2 separate regions of the Homo sapiens genome follow, and region 1 is linked to region 2. Evidence: read pairs that join two places in POLR2A ChIA-PET (ENCODE). Cell type or tissue: endothelial cell of umbilical vein. All regions are shown on one strand. Each heading gives the region's core, and the rest is flanking DNA. Links, peaks and the distances in the headings are about the cores only. Region 1 has its middle 3.0 kb from the start of TRNP1. Region 2 overlaps STX12 (syntaxin 12).

Region 1 (2,911 bases), core at 113-2,612, 800 kb before region 2:
TGAATGAATGGAGAAGGGAACTCTCCATTCTCAGCAAGCTCTACCCTTGTGTTTTCTTTTCTTTCTTTCTTTCTTTTTTTTGAGACGGAGTCTCTCTCTGTTGCCCAGACTGGAGTGCAGTGGCGCAATCTCAGCTCATTGCAACCTCTCCCTCCTGGGTGCAAGCAATTCTCTGTCTCAGCCTCCCCAGTAGCTGGGATTACAGGTACCCGCCACCATGCCCGGGTAACTTTTTTGTATTTTTAGTAGAGATGTTTCACCATCTTGGCCAGGCTGATCTTGAACTCCTGACCTCGTGATCCACCCGCCTCTGCCTCCCAAAGTGCTGGGAATACAGAAGTGAGCCACCGCACCCGGCCTACCCTTGTGTTATTTTTATTTTTCTTCCTTCCTTCCTTCCTTCTTTCCTACCTTCTCTCTCTCTCTCTCTCTTTCCTTCCTTCCTTCCTTCCTTCCTTCCTTCCTTCCTTCCTTCTTTCTTTCTTTCTTCTTTTAATGGAGTCTTGCTCTGTTGCCCAAACTGGAGTGCAGTGGTGTGATCTTGGTTCACTGCAATCTCCGCCTCCTGGGTTCAAGTGATTCTGCTTCAGCCTCCCGAGTAGCTGGAATTATGGGCATGCACCACTACACCCGGTTAATTTTTCTTTTCTTTTCTTTTCTTTTCTCTTCTCTTCTCCTCTTCTCTCCTCTCTCTCTCTCTCTCTCTCTCTCTCTCTGTCTCCCCCCACCCCCGTCTCTCTCTCTCTCTCTCTTTCTTTTTTTTTTTGATATGGTGTCTTGCTCCTGTTGCCGAGGCTGGAGTGCAGTAGCGCAATCTCAGCTCACTGCAACCTCTGCCTCCCAGGTTCAAGCAATTCTCCTGCCTCAGCCTCCTGAGTAGCTGGGATTACAGATGTGCACCACCACGCCTGGCTAATTTTTGTATTTGTATTTGTATTTATTTATTTATTTATTGAGATGGAGTCTCGCTCTGTCGCCAGGCTGGAGTGCAGTGCCATGATCTCAGCTCACTACAACCTCCGCCTCCCGGGTTCAAGCGATTCTCCTGCCTCAGCCTCCTGAGAAGTCAGGACTACAGGCTTGCCCCACCACGCCCAGCTAATTTTTTGTATTTTTAGTAGAGGTGGGGTTTCATCATGTTGGCCAGGATGGTCTTGATCTCTTGGCCTCATCATCCACCCACCTCGGCCTCCCAAAGTGCTAGGATTACAGGTGTGAGCCACCGTCCCTGGCCATATTTTTGTATTTTTAGTAGAGATGGGGTTTCACCACATTGGCCAGGCTGGTCTTGAACTCCTGATCTCAGGTGATCCATCTGCCTCAGCCTCCCAAAGTGCTGGGATTACAGGCGTGAGCCACTGTGCACGGCCTAAATTTTTCAATTCAGACAAATGTTTATTGAGTGCTTTATGGGGCCAGGCACTCTGCTTGACTTCAGGGGATTCTAGTGATAAGCAAAACCAGTCAAGGGGGAGAGACTATTAATAATTAAACAATAAACAAATACATACATATGACTCATAGGAAATACCACAGAGGATAGCAACAGGGAGCATTGTCAGAGAACAGGGAGGTAAGGAGTGACCACGGAGTGGGTCATATCTGTGTTTGAATTCTTGCTTGGCCATTTACCTGCTGTGTGAACTTGGGCAAGCCTCTTCACTTCTCTGGACTTTGGTTTCTCATCAGGAAGAGACGGCTATCAATCTCCCTTTCTTAGGGATGATATCACGAGACAGAGAACATTCATTCCTTCAATAAATATATACTGTGCATCTTCTCCCACTCAGATAAATTACTTGCCCAAGGTCACCCAGATGGGCAGTGTGTGTTGGTTTTCAACCCGGGTCTGACTGGTTCTCTGGATCTGGCCAGTGGTTGGGGGTGGAGATAAGTCCTAGTCTTCTTCCCCTGAATCAGTCCTTGAGGAGTTGGGAGCAGTGATCTGCCTCATGAAGGCAAAACACCTGTCCATCTCCCCACCACCATGGCAATGAGGGGCTTCTGCCCTGAGAAAGACCTATGATTGCATGACACAAAAGAGACTGTTCAAAGGGACACCATCATTCAGCAGGGCAAGCCTCCTTGCTGGGGGCAACCTGGTAGCTCCTGAGCCTCCCTCATCTTCACTGAGCCCCTCCAACTCTCTGAGTTCCCATGCCCCTCACTGAACCTCCCTTCCCCCATGGCGAGCCTCCGCCAGCACCTTTGCACACACTCAGCCCCTTCCCCCTACTGAGCCCCAGCACAGTCACTGAACAGCTCTTCTTCCCCTCTGACTGAGTCATCCTCCCAAGCCCTCCCCTTCCCCTCACTGAGTCTCCACCACCCCTGGTCACTGGGCACCCTGCTTCTGACCTCCTCCCTCCCCCAACCCCTCCACCCTTCCTCTTCACTGAGCCTGGCGCCTCTCACCCACCCGCCTTCCTCTCCCAGCCGCTTCTGAGCTGCCTCTTTGGAGCCCAACTGTCTCGCCCACGAGTCCCCATCACTCAGTCTCACTCACTCTAAGACACCTGAAAGCAGTTAGAGAACATGTGTTCATGGGGGGAGGATGAGGCTCTATCATCATCCTGCACATCATGCAAGCACGCCATCTGCCTCCTCTTCAGGCTTCAGCAGTCACACTGGCCATACCTTCCGCAGGTCCTCCTGAGCCCAGGGTCTGCTGCAGTCCTTCCCAATCGGGTTCAGAGCTGGTTTCTGGACCCCTGGCCCTTGCCCCCACCCACCACAGAGACCTCCCATCTCTGATGCCACCTTCAAGTAGATGGAAACTGAGGCAGGCCCATGGTGTCTGAGCCAGTGTTTGGTATGGCAGGGTCATTTCTGTTGGGGGAAAAGTGGGCAGGGTTCCATTCTATCATTTTGTCAGGGCCAGATGAGAAGTGTCAGATAAAGTCCCACATAA
Region 2 (2,911 bases), core at 110-2,609:
AGACAGTGAATGCTCTTGGAAAACAAGCAAGCAAACAAGAAATCATATAACTAACTTCCAACCTCTATGAATGAATAAATCTCCCCCACCCTCCCCAGTAACCAGAAAAAGAAAATAGAAAGCAAGGCATAAAATAAATGAAGGGCTCTATTGTTGCAGAAATCAGTAAGGGACAGGAGTGTTCAGAGTCCCAGGCAGGCTGGCGTTAGAGTGTTCCTCCTTATTGATAGATGATCAGTTCCTCTGGACCTCTGCTTTCTTGGTCTAGGATAGGAGTTAAACATCCAGGATTCAAACATGACCATTCCTAGTCTTAGCAAATATCTAGGAAAAGGTAGAGAAGGCTGAACAAAACCATATGTTTGACTGTATTATGGTATAGACAGCACAGTTGAAAGAACATAGCCATTGGAATCTGATGTACTGGGCATTGAATTTTTGCTCTGCTACTTATTAATTGTGTATGCTTGTATAAGATACTTAATCTCTCTAAATACACTTCCTTACCTGCAAAATGGAAGTATATCTACTAAGGCCAGGCGTGGTGGCTCACGACTGTAATCCCAGGACTTTGGGAGGCCGAGGCGAGTGGATCACAAGGTCAGGAAATCCAGACCATCCTGGCTAACATGGTGAAAACCCGTCTCTACTAATAATACAAAAAAATTAATCGGGCGTGGTGGCAGGCGCCTGTAGTCCCAGCTACTCAGGAGGCTGAGGCAGGAGAATGGCATGAACCCAGGAGGCGGAGCTTGCGTGAGCTGAGATCGTGCCACTGCACTCCAGCCTGGGTGACAGAGTGAGACTCCATCTCAAAAAAAAAAAATAAATAAATAAAAAAGTACATCTACTGGAGATTGCTGTTGTGAAAATTAATAACAGAGTGTATACAAAGCTCTTAGTATATAGTGCCTGGCACTTAGAGGTGCTCAATTGGTGGTAACCCATTATTAGTAATAAGTATACATTGTCTTTCCAAAAATGTTTGCTATAGAAAAATTATTGTATTTGACTTGATTTTTTTTTTATTGTTGCAAATTGATATCTGGCCTAGAGGCCCTTCTAAAGGTGTTGAAATTTTTAACCATTGCAATAGGAGATCTAGGAAAACTAGCAAATTTTAGGGGGATGATAAAACTACCACCTTCTACTTTGTGACACAGTTACTCTATAGGAGAAAGGTGAACCTTGTAATTAGTTTTTGGAGGAATGTGTGTGTCAAGGTTTTGATCATAGCATGGTCTCTATTAGTTGCATGTATTAATACTTATTCTGAATGGGAAGAGACCAGGAATCTTAGAAGTAGGGTACTCATGATGAATGTATTTTTCTTTTAAATAAATCTTTTTCTTCCTATCTCCCCAGCTGCTCAGATAAAGAATTTGATGAGCCAGCTAGGAACTAAGCAGGACTCAAGCAAGCTACAGGAAAATCTGTGAGTAACTTCCTGACAAGGTTGGGTTTTGTGAGGGCCATTTGAGGACACAGTGTCCTTGCCAGACAGCAGCTTAGGTTTCAGGTCTGGGAAGTCAGAATGAGAGGCAGTGGGTCATGAGATAAGAGCTGGATCTAAAAGAGGGGCGGGGCAACAAAGTATATTAATGGATTGTAATTTCCGTTGCCTTTCAAAGTCTTTGAACTCTGGTTCTTTCTCCTCTTGGGCAGTTTAGCAGAACAATTTAGGGAAGTAGAAAAGGGAATTCGTACCACTATTAAACTATATTCTGCTCACAACTCTGCCTAAATGAGCTTCCTTGTTGGCGTAGGACTCCTCATGATCTAGTCTAACTGGATTTCCAGCTACAGTCAGCCTTCCATATCCATAGGTTCTGCACCTGTGGGTTCAACCAACCACAGATAGAAAATATTCAGAAAAAAAAAGGAAGGTCTCTACTGAAGATGTACAGACTTTTTTCCTTGTCATTACTGAAACAATATAGTAGAACAATTATTTACATAGTATTTACATTGTATTGTGTCTGGAGTTAGTTCCTTCTGGTGGGTTCTTGGTCTTGCTGACTTCAACAATGAAGCCGTGGACCTTCGTGGTGAGTGTTACAGCTCTTTAAGGTGGTGCGGACCCAAAGAGTGAGCAGCAGCAAGATTTACTGTGAAGAGCAAAACAACAAAGCTTCCACAGCGTGGAAGAGGATCTGAGCAGGTTGCTGCTGCTGGCTGGCGTGGCCAGCTTTTATTCCCTTATTTGTCCCCACCCATGTCCTGCTGATTGGTCCATTTTACAGAGCACTGATTGGTCCATTTTACAAACCTCTAGCTAGCCACAGATTGCTGATTGGTGCATTTTACAATCCTAGCTACAGAGTGCTGATTGGTGCATTTTACAATCCTCCTGTGAGACAGAAAATTTCTCAGAGTCCTCACCCAACCCAGAAGTCCAGCTGGCTTCACCTCTAAGTATTAAGTAATGTAATCTAGAGATGATTTAAAGTATATGGAAGGGGGTGCTGGGTGCAGTGACTCATGCCTGTAATCCCAGCACTTTGGGAGGCTGAGGCGGGCAGATCACCTGAGGTCAGGAGTTCAAGACCAGCCTGGCCAACATGATGAAACCCTGTCTCTACTAATAATACAAAAATCAGCTGGATGTGTGGCAGGCACCTGTAATCCCAGCTACTCAGGAGGCTGAGGCAGGAAAATAGCTTGAACCCAGGAGGCGGAGGTTGCGGTGAGCCAAGATCGCACCATTGCACTCCAGCCTAGGCAACAAGAGTGAAACTCTGTCTCAAAAAAATAAAAATAAAAATAAAAAATAAAGTATATGGGCCGGGTGTGGTGGCTCACACCTGTAATCCCAGCGCTTTGGGAGGCTGAGGTGGGCAGATCACCCGAGGTCGGGAGTTCAAGACCAGCCTGACCAACATGGTGAAACTCCATCTCTACTAAAAATACA

What was found. ChIA-PET counts read pairs that join two places held together with the same protein. Peaks named below come from ENCODE experiments on the same cell type or tissue, not always from the same donor. Only the 100,000 strongest peaks of a DNase experiment are listed, where the experiment ranks them.
Region 1: POLR2A ChIA-PET joins it to region 2 with 13 read pairs; 2 of 35 experiments call an interaction of 5 or more read pairs at or near these places.

What each region holds. Positions count from the first base shown.
Region 1 is chr1:26,989,212-26,992,122 of GRCh38, forward strand. No RefSeq gene overlaps it. Among named protein-coding and RNA genes, the nearest start is that of TRNP1, 3.0 kb to the right of the region's middle. RefSeq lists an enhancer at 1,467-1,761. In endothelial cell of umbilical vein, for the core only: no CTCF peak of the experiment used is centred there; a DNase peak (open chromatin) is centred at 1,620; H3K27ac peaks cover 1,300 bases.
Region 2 is chr1:27,788,197-27,791,107 of GRCh38, forward strand. STX12 (syntaxin 12) reads left to right here. Exons shown (of 9, transcript NM_177424.3): 2 at 1,366-1,435. Among named protein-coding and RNA genes, the nearest start is that of STX12, 16 kb to the left of the region's middle. In endothelial cell of umbilical vein, for the core only: no CTCF peak of the experiment used is centred there; a DNase peak (open chromatin) is centred at 1,515; H3K27ac peaks cover 2,012 bases.